Regions from separate parts of the Homo sapiens genome. Here region 1 is linked to region 2. A link is an interaction called in ENCODE POLR2A ChIA-PET data of the cell type or tissue named here. Cell type or tissue: GM12878. All regions are shown on one strand. Region 1 overlaps EPHB1 (EPH receptor B1). Region 2 overlaps EPHB1 (EPH receptor B1).

Region 1 (8,000 bases), 52 kb after region 2:
AGCATTGTGCAAAATTTTGCAGTGTTTCCAGAGACTATGACAGGGGCAGAGAGCACATCTCTGGTGATTGCTCGGGGCACATGCATCCCCAACGCAGAGGAAGTGGACGTGCCCATCAAACTCTACTGCAACGGGGATGGGGAATGGATGGTGCCTATTGGGCGATGCACCTGCAAGCCTGGCTATGAGCCTGAGAACAGCGTGGCATGCAAGGGTAAGCTTTGGAGCCTCTGCTTCCTGCCCATCTATGGCAGGGCCAGATCTGCAAGGTTTCCCCACCAATAATTCTGGGTCATACAGGAACAGAAAATAGTCTAATGGCTTATTATAAAGCTCTGAGGACTCCCATTCCTAGTGCTAGGCCTGATGATTTTCCAATCATGTCCAACCAGGTTGTCCATATTTATTATTCATGGTGAGAGAAAGAGATGGGGAGAGTTTCAAACAGTGGAAAATAACTTAATAACCAGTCCATAATATTTAGTGTTGAAGTGTTGAATTTATCTCTCTCTCTTCTCTCTCTCTCTCTCTCTCACACACACACACACACACTCACACACACACACACCCCTATATCCTGCATCCAGCCCTAAGCTCTGGGGCTGGAGACTTTGGAATTTGGGTTGCCATGGACAATTCACTGAAGGGTAATTGAGAAGGGACTGAATTTGGAAAATATTTTAGTTCATTTCAGTCCAGCTCCCACAGCACTCAACTTGGTACTGAACCCGTGTAGCTCATTAACTCAAAGCCCTCTGGCTTGGCTGTCTTTCTCTAGGGGCTCATTGCCAGGCCCTGGAAGGAGATGAAACTATTGGAATGGGAGTGGGACTGTATCATGTGTTGTATTAACTTTTGCTTCTAAATGACACAGAGTAGTGCAAACTTTGCAGTTTGAAAATGTCAGGATACTGTGTGCTCATATTAGCCATCACTAGCACTAGCCCTAGAAAGCCCATATTCAACATGTGGCAATAAATGTGCTGAACTGGCTGCAGGCTCAGTCTGCTCTGGGAGTGAATAGAAGGATCTGGAGGCCCCTCAGCTTATGCATTGTCTAAGTGCATGGAAGCTGAACGTGGGGGAATCCAGGGTTGGGGAAGAGAAGACTGCTTTCCCTTATTAAATTTTGCTTGGAGCCTTCAAAGGTCCTGATTCTTTTACAAGGAAGCCTTCCTATATGGACCTCAGAAATGACCACCTTAACCTTAATGTACCCCTAGGGTTACCCTTAGTCCTTTGGGTCTTGGGGGCTGTATCAGCAACTTATTCTCCATTGTGAGCCTCCTGCCAGCTTCCCTCTCTGATGTCACCCCCACCCTGCCTGAGCACCAGACCAGCCTATGCCAGTTTACTTCCCCACTTACCTTGCTCCCCAGACACCTGCAGCTGAAGTGCCAAGCAGGCTTGTTAGTGCCATCAGCTCTGCAATCCTTTGGACTCAGCTAATTGCCTGGGCCAGAGCACTCACTCAGCCTTCCTGAGGCCTGCTGAGAACAGGGAGCTGCGCCTTTGTGTCTTTATTGGATTTCTTGGTCCTGGTACCCATGACGGATTGTGTGGAAACAAAGGAGAGAGAGTGCCAGATCTTAGATCCACTGATGCATCAACGTCAACAGTTTTAAAACCATCCCAGCCTGGTCCCACAGTCCTCCTCTTTGTCCCATTGGTTGGGATGGGTCACTATCTTTGCCATTTGGCAGGGTCTAAGTGGGGACCAAGGCACCAGGCTGAGTTCTTAAAGGCACAGGTGCAGCAGCTTCCCGGCATGCTTGCAGCAGCGCATGGTGGGTGATTTCTTTGGTTTTCAGAGGGCTGCCACACCACACTTGCTGGCTGGGGCACTCTCATTTTTCTCATTATATCCTGAGCAGAATGGCAGGAACCAGAGCAAGCATTGATTGGTTCTGATTTAATTGGGTCTCTGGGAACAGGCTTTCATTTCTTTGGGCTAATTGGAACTTTTCTTTTTTAGAGGGTTCTGCTGTCCGTGTAGCTTGTCAGTTACCTCCTGTGGCTGTCCTGAGAGGGCCTGTGAGGACAAATATGTAAATCCAAATTGTTTCTTTCCATTTCTCCTTCCCAGTCTCGATCCCCTCCTGAGTTTTGTTGGACATTTCTAATCTTGAGCTATTGTGAACATGGCTTGACTTTACAAACTACTTATTGCAAACTCATTGGAGGGTAAAGGAAATGGGGAACCCATGGCACCATCACTTTGCCTCTTCAGAGGCATGGGAAGCCACATTTTGGTAATATTTCTGAGCGTGGAGAGTGGCATCTTGGGTCTTGTGGCCCAGCATCCTGGCTGAACTCTGTGCCCTGAAAGGGAAGAGAAGGGCCCCTTGCCCTTGTCTCAAGAACTTTCAGCTGAATCCCCTGAAATCTTTGCCCTTAACTCTGCAGGTAACTGGACTCTGATGGCTGGCAAGGGGACCTTCGAGCAAAAGTGGTGATCTTGGGAAGACTCTGCACTCTTTGGTGGGGGGTGGGAAGTGCATTTGGAAGTACTTGTTACTGGTCTCCATGGTGTGTCTTCAGGGATAGGCTTTCCACTCATTTTTGGTGCTCACGGAGTGCTGCCAGATGGACATGGTGGCCATTCACAATGGTTTTGGTGTAGCCCACTTAGCACAATCATCATGAGGGCAGAAGCAGGGAGAATGGTGGATAACAGAGAATTGCAGGTGAGACACAGTGAGCCTTCAACAACGAACTCTCTCCCAACACAGCCCTGAGAATTGATGTCCTCTGAGCCTGGCTGGGTCAAATGCTGATGGCTCTATGATTCATAAAGTTGTGCTGATTTGATATATCTTTTCTGCATATGTGAAACTGGGACTTTGTAGGGTGGCAGAAAGAATAATCTCTCCGCTTCTGGTTCCATGCTATTTTTCCTGCATGGAAACAGAACAGACTTTCATTATGGCCAGGGAACTGTATTTTCTTGGCTTTCACTTTGCTTCTGTGAAACCGTCTCCTGTCAAAGTCGTGGTGACCAGTCGCTTGGCTGTGCAGAGGCACCTGGAGACCAATTAGACAGCACAGCCAGCAAAGAGTGGTCCTGGCCTAGAGCTGTTTCTGTTGTGAAGAGCGTGGGTGGTGAGAAGAGAACAGGTGAGAGGGGAGTAGAGGAAGCTATGGGGAGAACTTGCGCATTAGGATGTGTGGCAAGCGGCTCATGCATTTTCTAGAGGGCTCCTTGGCCTAAGGCCTGTTCCTGACATCCTTTCTTTTTTTTTTTTTTTTTTTTTTTTTTTTTTTTAATTTTTTTTTTTTTAATTATACTCTAAGTTTTAGGGTACATGTGCACATTGTGCAGGTTAGTTACATATGTATACATGTGCCATGCTGGTGCGCTGCACCCACTAACGTGTCATCTAGCATTAGGTATATCTCCCAATGCTATCCCTCCCCCCTCCCCCAACCCCACCACAGTCCCCAGAGTGTGATATTCCCCTTCCTGTGTCCATGTGATCTCATTGTTCAATTCCCACCTATGAGTGAGAATATGCGGTGTTTGGTTTTTTGTTCTTGCGATAGTTTACTGAGAATGATGGTTTCCAATTTCATCCATGTCCCTACAAAGGACATGAACTCATCATTTTTTATGGCTGCATAGTATTCCATGGTGTATATGTGCCACATTTTCTTAATCCAGTCTATCATTGTTGGACATTTGGTGGGACTGTAAACTAGTTCAACCATTGTGGAAGTCAGTGTGGCGATTCCTCAGGGATCTAGAACTAGAAATACCATTTGACCCAGCCATCCCATTACTGGGTATATACCCAAAGGACTATAAATCATGCTGCTATAAAGACACATGCACACGTATGTTTATTGCGGCACTATTCACAATAGCAAAGACTTGGGACATCCTTTCTTTACACACAGGCTGGTCCCATCAGGCAGAGTCACATTGGCCTGCTGACCTCATCTCACTAGTGACTCTGACCTCATCATGCATTTGTCTTTATAAAATTGTTAATTACTAGGAAAATGCCCCATCTACCCCAATTTCAAGTTATGCTCATAGTGTAGAGGATTAATGAGAAATCATAGCTTTGTCTTCCCTTCTCCCCTCTTCCCTGCTGAGGTTGGTGGCTAAGTCTATTCTCTGTGTAGGTCCCATGCAGCCTGGCTCTTCCTGTGCCAGGGAGGCCGAGTTGGCTCTCAGCAGACTCTCTCTCTCTCTCTACTGTGTAGCCTAAAATATTGCTTTAGCTGAAGTTGGACTGCAGGGAGGAAGGGGAGGAGGCTGGGGCTGTTAGAAGGAACCTGGCAGGGGCAGGCTCCTTATCTATGTGCTAGAAGCTCGAGGGCTGCAGTATCCCATAAGGGTGACCATGGGGGTGTCTCAGAAATAGGCAGAGAAGATATGACTGTCATATCTTCTGTGACAACCCCTGAGTGGCCAGATCCTAGCTGGAGCACTATGCATATGTGGATCTGTTCTTCCCCTGAGTGCTGCCTGAGGGCTTGGCTTTCCCTCCCAGGACATAGTCCTTGGAGTTTCCAGAAGAAGCTGCTTCATTAGGCTGCCTCTTTAGCTACACTGGGGACTCAGAAAATGACAATGCTATGCATAATTCTCCCTGCCATCCTCTCTTGCCTCTGCCCCTGCCCCAGGATGACCTTAGCTTGCTATTACAGAGGGCACGTGCCAACTTATGGTGCCTAGGCCTTCATTGTCTGGGGCTGTCATGCACAGGAGGTGCAGGTGGATGAAAGAGGAAGGGGGTATGCTTGGGTGCAAGAGACCTAACCTAAAGATAGGGGCTGGTTTTAGTCTTGGCTCTGCTGCAAACTTGCTACGTGGTTTTAGGTAAGTCCCTTTTCATTGACAGTCATATCTTCTCTGCCTACTTCTCAAAGTGTGTGAAAATGGATATGAGAATATTTTCTAAGCCATGCCATGCTACATATTGCTAGGTGTCATTGTCCTTAAGCTCTGAATCACCCTTATTAAGAAAATAAGATTCTGGAATGAAGATGGCATGGGACTCCCTCATCCAGAGACACAGGTCAGCAGGAATCCTGAATTCCCAGTCATCACCTTCCTGCATCTGCCCAGGCCCAGCTCCATGACCACCAAGCAGTGACAAGTGAAAACAGCAGAGAGGAATAAGCCACTGTTCCTCAACTGATCAAAGGGCAAGTTAACACATGTTTGAATGTTATGGCTCACATGGCCTGCCTTAAGCCAGGTGGTCTAGGCAGGTGGTCTTTGTGAAATGAAGGACCAAGTGGAGAGAGAAGACTCTCCAAGCCCAAGAGAGCCATGGTCTTCAGAACCAGCAATTTTTGACCCCAGGGAAGGCATGAGAGCCCTCAGAAAGGTTTTACAAAGTGACATCCCCAGTTGCCTCCTTCTGAGATGGTGATAAGTCTCGTATATGGCCCAAACATGGGGATTTTAAAAAATCCAAGAACCCCAGCTCTAAGCAGCAGACCAGGACCATGTATGTGACTGGTGTCCAGAAGAAAGGGACCCCAGGGTAGGTCACTGAAGATATTATAGGGTTACTGGGATTTGTAGACAGGATGAACCTGGGTGCCTGAGGGGATGAAGAAGGAGTCTGGGAGAGGGGACTGCAGGAGCAGGCTGGCAACTGGGTAGACCAAGAACAAAGCCTACAGGCCACCAGGAGGAAGGTATCCGAGCATCACTACCCCTTGAATAAAGACTGGAGGCTGGGGAAAGCCATACAGGGCAGCCCTGAACAACCCAGAGTATCAACATGATGGCACAGCTGATAAAGCCCGAAAAGGGCTCTTGGCAGGGAAAAGAGGGGCAGAAGCTGAAGACTGACTGTCTGGGTGTTATAGAAACAAACATCCCTGCAGCTAGCCAGCACCAGCTGGGTCCCTAGGTACTGTCTTAAGAATGCCAGGGGTACCACTACTGGTCCCAGCAGCATGATCAAACCTGCAGGACTCCTATTTTCTGCTCAGGCCTACAAATTGGGGCTGGGAATGAGGATGCATGACTTTAACTGGGAATCTGTGTAGGTTTTCCAGAAGGCTCTCAGATCACCTATGACCATTCTAACTCTGGACATTGGCAGGGCCTTTACAACTCTAACAGAAGAACAGAACAGCTCTCGATGTGCCTGTCTTCCCATTTGGTGTCTCTCTGCAAGTTATGGCTGGTGATCCCACCAGCACTGCCTTAGGCTCTCCTCTTGTCAGACGCTTGCTGTCCTCTCCTTCCTGGCTGCTTCTTCATTCCTCCGCCCTCTCCAAGTGGGGACTTTTTTCTTTAGTAAAGAAAACCTACATGTAAATTCCTTCATGCCTGGAAACCCAGGGGACATTTTGAACCTTTCAACAGTTTCTGCACCTTTGTCAGCTTGAGCAGCTGAGATGAGCCACTTTATAAGCCTGGGGGAGTTGAGATGAAAAATTTGCAGGATTTGAAAGTGGAAAAAATACATCTAATTTAGCTCTTCTTGGAAAAAGAGGTTTTCGGGGCCTGCTTCCATCTCCCTTAGGGTTGCTGGTCCCAGCTCTGGGTTCCCCCTGCCTCCTCATCCTGAGCTGCTGAAAGAGAAGGTGAGGAACACAAGGGAGTGTGTGTGTGTGTGTGTGTGTGTGTGTGTGTGTGTGAGGCCTCAGTGCTGGAAGCCACATTCAAGGGCACCAAGGAGCCCTCTCTGCTCTCTCAGTCCCATCAGCTATTGGCTGGTGAGAGGGAAACCACAGCCCAGATAGCCTCCTCTCAAGCTCCAGGGAGACCGGCTGTGTTCAGGGCCAGGGGAGGCCAGGGTCATTAACACCGCAGCCCTGTAACATGAGCTTCATAATAGGATTTCCCAACAGGCTACTTCATTTAGAAACCTCTCGGGCCTCCTCTGCTCCCCATGGCGGCCCTACCCAGCGACCCCCAGAGAGGAATCAGATGTAATTGGCTGTCTGTAATTGACTGTGACACCGGCATGAGCAACAGCACAGGGAGCTGGAAGGATGCCCCTCTGCAGCATGGACTCCAGGATGCTGGGCTCTGGAGGCGGCAGAGGATGGCAAGCGGGAGTTCTGGGTTCCAAACCCCCTTGTGCTCTGCATAATGATCCTTTCTGCCTTTGAGACACAGGGCTAGAAGCACCCAAATTCCACTAGTGTTGAGCAAATAATCCTGAGTCTTCCAGGCCAATGTTAGAGCTACTGATCATGATTTGGCAGCGTCCCATGCATGAGAGCTGCCCTAGGTGGATTTTGTTTGAACTTGGTCATCCATGACTTAATATATATGTATTATCAAAGATGATGACAGAGACATCATATGGTTATTACTGAGGTGGGGTGGGTAGTGGGAACATCACCACGTCAGGAGTCCAATAGGGGCCCTAATGCCATCGTTTTCTTCACCAACGTCTTCCCATGAAGACCTCTGGGGTCTGAAACTGCTGGAGTGAGTGGTATGGAGATGCTGAGAGACTGCCTCATTTATCCAGAGAGGGGTCCGCCAGGAGCATTTCTGGGCACCAGTCTAGAGAGCCATGGCTAGTTAATGTTAGCACTGGGATTAGAACTCAGGTCTAGGGAGGCCACTATCTGCCTCCACTTCTGAGACTGGCTTTTGCTAAAAATAACCATCCTTTAAAGCACACCATGTGTTTTCAGGAATATCGAACTTCTGTCAACTGTCTCTCACAAATGACCCTCTCTCTTGTGTTTTTATACCTTATTTCTTCTTGGGGTTCTGGTGGCTCTGTGGTTACACATTTCTGCACTGTCCCTCTGCACAGGACTCCATGTCCACTATCACCACCTCCTTTTTAATCCCTCTAGGGGCAGCTCCATCTCTCCAGAGAGCTCTGACATGTTAAGCTGCTTATGAACCAGCAGATAATACACAGCCCCTCAGAGGGCAATCTGAGGCTCACCAGGGAAGAAAAGGCTCTGAGGCTTTGTGCTTACAGGAAAGGGCAGAGGGAAGGAAGGGAGCTGTGGACTGGGGGATTGTGTTTCTCTTATTTGTATCAAGGACCCTGCAT
Region 2 (8,000 bases):
ACCACTGTAGGAGAATGGACTTTGGGGCTAGATAAGACTCTGGTTAGAAGCGGGCTCTGGTTGCAGTATATACTGAGGCTTTGGATTCTTGAGCCTTGGTTTCTCCTTCTATAGAAATGTGACAATAGGGCCTGTCTCATAGGCTGCTGGGGAGTCATGGCAGGCAAAGGCCACAGTTGTGCTCAGACATGATGACTGTCATGGAGATTGTTCTGGCTGAGAAGCCATGGCCCTTGGAAGCAGGAATCTTACCTTTTACATCTTTAGGTCTCCTAGTGGTCCCAGCAAAGTGCCTGTGCTTGCTGGCTGCTCATTTTTTATTTTTATTTTTTTTGTAGTAGTAATAGCTGAATAGAGATAACCTAAAAAGGATTTGGAACCAGGAATAAATAGAATAAAATGGTAGTCAAGGAATAAGACTGGTGGTGTGTGGGTAGGGCAGCTTAGAGGGTGGGTGGAGAGGTAGAATCTTGGTCCTGAGAAATCAGGATATTTTAAGTACACATCTAAAATAACATGGACTTCAGGCCTCCAGGATGTCATGACTCCTCTTCCTCCTGCCCTCCTGCCTGGGTTAACGGGGCCCAGTGAGGAGGTAGACCTGGCAGAGAGATGGGAAAAAGCATGTGAGGACATAAGAGCAAGTGTGTGTGGTGTGCATTTGTGTGTGGCCATGGGTGTATGTAGGTGTGAGGAGGACCTGGGTGCATGTGTGTGTGTGAGCACAGGTGTATGTAGGTGTGAGGGGGCATGGGTGTGTACATGGTGTGCATTTGTGTGTTGGTACAGGTGGATGTAGTTGTGAGAGGCACATGGGTGTGTGTTGGAGGGTGTTGTGTGCATACATTGTGTTGGAAGGTCTCAATGGACCAACAGACACATTTATGTCCTCACATAGCATACAGTTGCATGGGGAAGAATGATGTTAATGAAATTGTTAGTTGCAAATGTGGTGACTGGTCTGATGAAAAATTAGGGGACTCTAAGAATTCATACAGTACCTAATTTAATTCACACTTGGGGCTTGGGATGTGGAACTTCTTTTTAAAAAAAAAACTTTTTAAATCTTATTATAATTTTATTGAGCATAGTTTAAATATTTTTACATTAATATGTACATATTTTCTTTCTTTAACATAACCACAATATTATTATCACATCTAAAATAATTAACACTAATTCTTTAGTGTTATCAAATACCCAGTCAGTGTTTAGATTTTCCTGTGTGTCTCATAAAAGTTTTACAGTTGGTTTATTTAAATCAGGATCTAAACAAAATCTACACGTAACACTTGGTTGATTTGTCTCTTAAAAGACTCCTTAGGCTCCTTCGCCCTTCTTATTTTTTCTTATTTTTCATTTAATTTATTTGTTGGATAAACCAGGCTACATGTCCTATAGCATTTCCCAGGGTCTGGGTTTTGCTGATTGTATCCCCATGGTGTTGTTTCCTGGTTCCTTGGTTCCCTGGACATCCTGCAAACTGAGAGTTACACCTGGAGGCTTGGGCAGGTTTGGGCCCAGTTTGGTTTCCCCACAGGCTTCTCACCTGCTGGCTTGGCAGCCACTGGTGGCCCATATGGGAAAGGCATCTCACTGAGTGCAGCCTCTAAGCTACAGCCAGCAGGGCAAGAAGAGTCATCCAGGGGAAAGGAATGGTGGCGTTCAAGGCAAAGGAAGCCATGGGTGCAGCTTGGGCATGAGAGAGGATGGGGGTGGAACTGAGGGCAATTCTGGGGAGCTGTGTGGGTGGCCAGGGAGAACTGCAGGAGGCAGAGACAGAGCAAAGCTGTAGAAATGTGGACTACTCCCTCAGCCTCTGTATCTTCATCTGTCAAGTGAACGCAGTACCTGTAACTACCTCTTAAAGGGGTTGTGGATGTTAAAAGAGTGGATGTGACATATTCAGCACCAGTGACTGGCCAATAGGAAAGGAGCAATACTTGTTATTTGTGATGCTGATGACAGTGACAATGTGGAGGAGGAGGGAAAGGGAGCTTGTACTTTTCTCTGAGATCCATGGGCAGCTATTGAAAGCTTTTGCATAAGGGACAGATATAATCAAATTTGCATTTATAGAAGTCCGACCTGTCTGTGAGATGAAGAGTGAATTTGGGAGGTGCAAGAAAGGGGGCGAGACAGTAGTTAGGGGCTGATGCAGGTGCCTAGGAGAGAGGGGGCTGTGGCTGTATGGGAGCAATGTCAGTGGATATAGAGATAGATGGAATTATTGGGAGATATTCAGAGAGGAAGGACAGAGAAGAAGTGATAGAAAAGTGGATGAGAGAGGGGAGCCAGGAGTCCAGGAGGGTGTACAAGTTTTTGGCTTGAGTCACTGGCAGGAGGAAGGTGCCACCCAGTGAGATGGGAAGTGGTCTCCAAAACTCCAGGATCCCAGACCAAGCATCAGTCCCAAGACTTTTATATTTATGTATATAGTGAATGTGTGCATGTGCTACTGTGCTAATGCATTTTGTGCATTTTAATATATGCAATAAAAGGAAATTATTTAAAAATCAGATAAAGATGAAATAAACAATATTTTAACAGATCTTGCTATGATTAAAATGGCTTCTTCATCTCATTAGCTGGTACAGCAGGCAGAATAAACACTCAGGGTAAGGTTCATCATTAATGATAGTGGAAGTATAACTGTATTTCATATAGCCTTCTTGATTATTTGATATTTTTGCCAATTTCTTGTCATATCTGATTAGATTATCCTAGTTTTTAGCTCTTCGTGTGGCTGATGAAGAGCTATTACTGGGAGTAGGGTGAGTGTCAGCAGCCTCAGGCTCTTGGGCTTTATTTATGCTTTAAGGTATCAGAGTGGTTCGACTTGAGTATCTTTTGCAGCAATTTTGAAAGCCACTTATTCCATCTCTATAACGGTTAGTTTAGTCTAAACCAGATAATGTGGCCTGGAAATGCTCTTCACCAGGCATCTGTAAATTGCCATATTCCATGCAGATAATGAACATGGAGTTAGGGCACCCTGGCCACCCTTCCGCAGGTTGCCCTTGCAGGCTTTTCAGGACACATGGTCCTGACTATGGCCCAAGTTGAGGGTACTAGGTCCCATTTGTATATTCGGTATTACTAAAACTTATGTTTCTCTCATCTTATTTGATGTATTAAAAATAAATAGAAATAAAAGTGCGGGCACTCCACTTGGAGCTCTGGGTGGCTCCGTGCCAAGCTGGGGACAACAAAGAGCTTATCTGGAGGTCGTTGGAAGGAGCAGGGCTCTGAGAGCCTGCTCAGGGCTCCAGTCTGGGCTCCTGCATTCCAGGCATCCCCTGAAGCTTTAGGGTAGCTCCTACTGGTGCTGGCAAAACAAGGGTGAGTGTATGGAATGAGAGAGGCTGACTCTTCACATCCAACCTCTCTGGCCTCTTCAGCAGTGTGCCCAGGAGAGAAGCCTCAGCTTGCCTCAAGGCCTAGGATGTGCTGACGTGCACAGTGAGCACCGGCACTTTTAGCAGCATCATTTGTCATTAAAATGAATTTGCTTGGGATCGCTGCTGCCCTTTCTGAGAATCTCCTTCTCAGAAGGTCCTTGGGGCTGGAAGTTTGGGGTCCTTTCACTGTCCACTCATGTATACTTCCCTTCCACCCAGCCTGGACTGTGTACGCCTGGACCAGGTTTTATTCTAGGGATGGGAATGATGGGGCCTTGGTAAATGGAGGGACCAAAGGTAAGAATTCTATCAAAGGTAAGAATTAGGTAATAGATTAACCAGACAGAGTTGGAAGGAAAGATTTGTGAAGTTATTAAAAATTGCTTGGTGTTCTAAAGCTGGTTATTATTCCATTGTTGCTAATTCTGGGTCCCAGTGAATCCACAGGAGAGAAGTTTCACTGTGACCCCACCGCAGCCAGATGTGCCCACGAAGGAAAAAGCCTGAAGGCATTTCAGGCCCTAATTGGTTGTTTCTGTAATGTTTTTCATTGATTGTGCAGCGGCAGTGCAAGCAGCTGCCCAGGGAGCAGAGCAGGCAAGCACCGGGGGCCTTTTCAGGAGGGTGTGTCTACCTGTCATGAGGCTGTCTGCTGCTGGCCTAGGAGATCTCCAAGCCCTTTTGGATCCCCCAGCCCTGGAAAGGAGGCTGGCTCCAGGTGGGAGAAGAGGTAGCACTCTTGCCCAATTAGGAGCCTGTAGCTCCCAGGCTTTCCTCCTCTGAGTGAACATTTCTTTCTGAGGCTGGATTCTGCCCTCTGATTATCGCAACACATCGCCTGTTTGCTTTTTCTTGGTTTAACTCCCACACTAATTTTGTGCATGAATGAGTACAGTGAAACCAGTTTAATTTGCTGTTAATTCTCTGTTCAAAATATTCTCTTCTGTTTAAGGGACATAGTCGCTTTCATCTCTGAGGCAGCGTGTGAAAGCAGGCAGCTGCTAGGGTGGTGGAGGGGTGCCTGCGAGTGGGTGTCAGCCTGGGCCAGTGTGTCTGTGGTCTGTGGTCTGTGGTGGGGGGTGGCAGGTAAGCACCATGGGGGTGGACATTTCTCAGAAGCAACAACCCACAGTTTTTGGGGCTTTACACTTGCTGAGCCAGCGGATGGTTTGACTCTGCATGGGAAAAAGTTCATAGCTGGGAGAAATACCTCCTCACCAAGGGGCTATGGCTGAGAGATTTTGGCACACACACTGAGTAGCTAGTCTCTTGGAGATCACGAGTATGGGATGGGGAAGTGAATTCTACAGCTGATCACAGATAGTCAGGGAAGACATCTGACTGTCATTTAGGAAACACAAACTTTAAACATTCCTTCAAAGTGTCTAAATATAGTGTTTATACAATTTGTTCAAGCTTAGTTGGTGAAAGAGATCTGTTTTTGACAAAATGTTCTTGTTTGGGTCTGCTATGCCTAGCTCTTTTACTTCTCTGCTTTAACCAGGGGCCTTTTAGGGGAGCGGGCTTTGCACCAGGTGGCAGAGTGCCCAGTCACAGGACTGCACTTGGAGAGACAAATGATCTCTACAGGAGCTGAAACTGTAAAACAAAAGTAATGGGGCATGATTCCACAGCACTGGTCACCATGAGTCAGCCCCTGAGACCATGTGGGAGTGGTTGTGGCTGTGGGTGAGGGTCCTGCTTCACTCCCCAATAGCTGCATCAGTACCCACCTCCAGTGCAGTGTTTCTTTAGAATACTCTTGTAAGTTGCAGGTAGAGAAGATTGGATGGACACTGGGGATCAGCCTTCCTCCACTTTCCTCTTTGGAGCTATCCAAAGTGCTGGCTGAGGGGGCCCCAGGAGCCTCTCTCTGAAGCCGACATATTTTCTCTGTGAGTTTCCACATGCTGCTGGCCTACCAAACTGATTGTGGAGTGTGCGCACTGCAGCCACTCCCCGCCACACCTTCCACACATTTCTCTTGTCACTTTCCGCATGTCAGGCATTTCTCTTGTCATTCCCGGCATTACTGACTGCCCAGCATTGCCAACCAGGGGGCAGGGCAAGCATTCTGCTTTGGGAAGCACATGTGGTTTATCCATCAGCCCAGCACATCTGTAGGGACCACCCGCTGGGAAAAGGTGCAATGGAGTGGAAGCCTAAGGAAAAGAGGAAGAGCAAAGGCAGCAGGTGGTGAGGTGGTTTTACAAGGGCCAGTCAGTGTGGCCTGTGGAGTACACCACACTTCTGGCCTCCTCTTTTCCTGTGCTGAGGTCTGGCCAAATCTGGACTGACTCTTGGCTTATGTTTCCTCTTGGTGCTGACCAGGAGCCTTGCTGTGGACATTTCCTCCCAACTGCCCTCTAAGCTGTGAAAGCCAGACAGAGCCTTGCCGTTTCCCCATGATTCCCAGGCAGTCCTTGGACTGTTTCGATTGAGCATCTTGCTGTTGGCTTCCCTTCTGAAGCCCCCTTTGCCCATCTGCTAGCTTCACTCCTCTGCCACCTGATTTTGCAGTATTGAATTTTCTCTTGGCTGATCTCCTTTCTCATACCTCTGATTGGTGGTTTCCATAAGATCAGAGGAGACTCTTCCGAGAGCCCAGGGCCCATGGCCCTTCTGAGCGCTCCCATGGTGATGCGATCCCATTGATGTGCCAAGTCTACAGAAACCCAGCTGACAAACACACTAATTATACACGTTCCTCTGCAAATTCATTAATGGCAAATGAGGCCTGTGTTCCCCATGTTTATTCTGTTTCCCTTTATACCCCTTTGGAAGGACTCAAATTCCTTTTTGAATTTTGTTGAAACCATTTAGCCCGAGGGGATAGCATCATAGATCAGAATTAGGCCAGTCATCTTCTGTAGGTACACTCTATTTAGATGACTTAGTAATATAAATTTTATTTAATTTTATTTTTGTTCATTGAGTATCCTCTGGGTTCCAGCTGGTGATTTTCTGGTATTCTAGAGGTCACACAAACTTTTGTGGACGTTTATAGGTATGCTGATAGCTGTAAGAGTTTTTTCTTTTAATTGTACAATAAAATAATGAATGAAGTGATCAAACGTGAAAAGACAAGTTTTAAATATCACTGATCAAATTCTTCTAGCATGTTTGTCCAGGCCACAACCCTTCACTATCTAGTGGTGGGAAAATTATATATCATGGGCCAAATCCAGCCTATAGTTTGCTTACATGAGGTAATGGCAATGGCAGAATTGAGTAGTTGCAACAGAGATCTTATGGCTCCCAAAGCCTAACATATGAAGTTTGCCAGCCGCCAGAGCAGACCATCATAACACTTATCAGAGCAGCCAGTGTGGTCAGTGGTAAACCAAGGCCCTCTTGGAGAATGTGCTCCTGGGTTGGGCTGGAGGACTTTACCTAGACCTGTGCTGCTTTGCAGCCCAGAGGCTATCACCCCAGAGGTCTAGGGAGTTGAGCCACCATTCAACTGATGGTGTTGTGTTCAGTTTGTGTAATGAGATCTCAAACAGTAGGGCCAATGCTTGTCTCTTAATGGTCTTCTAAGATAAGATAATGCCTGTGAAAATAGTTTATAAACTCTAATGGCTAGACAAGTGCTATTTATAAAAGGCATATATCTGAATCCAACTGTTTAGAAATAATAATAATTAGCATTGATAAGTGATTATTATGGGCCAGGTGCAGTGTTAAACACTTCACAAAAAGTACCTCATTCGATCTTCAAATTAACGTGGGAAACAGGTATATTGCATCCATGCTACTGATAAGAAATCTGGGGCTCAGAGAGGTTGTGTGGGTTACCCAGTGCCACATTGCCATTATCAACACAGCTTAGATTGGAACCTTTATCTTTTGACTTCAACTCCAGTGCTCTCTTAGTTGCACCATGGCTGGCTAGGTAAGAGTCCACTAAATAAAGTAGATATGTGTTTTCTTCTGCTGGTAGACAAAGCTTTGCATCATTTTTCTAAAGGAAGGGCAGATGGGCCCAAAGTGCTTGGTGAAACATAAAGAAAACACAGCTCAGTTGTCTCTGGCCATTACCAGATTTAACACTGAGATTTGAATGCTGTAGAGTGAAGTTCCGTGTCATTTTGCTGAGATGCAAATTTGACCCACAGGCACTAAGGTACCAGCCAAGAGGGATGCAAGTGCTTTGCTGATTGCCAGTTATCATCATTGCATTACATACATTAGATTAACTGCCTCCCGTGAAGTGGAAGAAAAGTGACTGACCCCCCTGCCCGCCCCCTCCCCACCAAGAAAGCCAGCCAGCACTGGTGATGGAAATCTTAAAGAAAAAGAGAATAGACATCTTATAAGAAAGAGTAGAACTTGGCTGTATTACTCAATTTAAAAATTCAGTAAAGTCTTGGGCCATGCCCACAGTAGATGTCATTGACTGATTGCATTTCGGAAGTGAGGGATAATTGTCTATGTCAGTGTTTGCCCCACATGTTCTCCCCTCTCCAGCCTGCTAGAATGTGGCCTCCCCTCTCCGGGCCTCCAACATGCTCCTGCTCTTAAATCCAGAGTCCTCCTGGTGCAGGGTTAGAGACTAGAAATTTCCAAGCTTCCTCCTTTGAGGTGCTGCACACCACA

What was found. ChIA-PET counts read pairs that join two places held together with the same protein. Peaks named below come from ENCODE experiments on the same cell type or tissue, not always from the same donor. Only the 100,000 strongest peaks of a DNase experiment are listed, where the experiment ranks them.
Region 1: POLR2A ChIA-PET joins it to region 2 with 7 read pairs; 1 of 35 experiments calls an interaction of 5 or more read pairs at or near these places.

Annotation. Positions count from the first base shown.
Region 1 is chr3:134,951,839-134,959,838 of GRCh38, forward strand. EPHB1 (EPH receptor B1) reads left to right here. Exons shown (of 16, transcript NM_004441.5): 3 at 1-214. Among named protein-coding and RNA genes, the nearest start is that of EPHB1, 160 kb to the left of the region's middle. RefSeq lists an enhancer at 4,893-5,142. In GM12878, no CTCF peak of the experiment used is centred here; a DNase peak (open chromatin) is centred at 4,783; H3K27ac peaks cover 2,808 bases.
Region 2 is chr3:134,900,013-134,908,012 of GRCh38, forward strand. All of the region lies in intron 1 of EPHB1 (EPH receptor B1), which reads left to right. Among named protein-coding and RNA genes, the nearest start is that of EPHB1, 110 kb to the left of the region's middle. In GM12878, no CTCF peak of the experiment used is centred here; DNase peaks (open chromatin) are centred at 4,449 and 4,969; H3K4me3 peaks cover 1,335 bases; H3K27ac peaks cover 2,697 bases.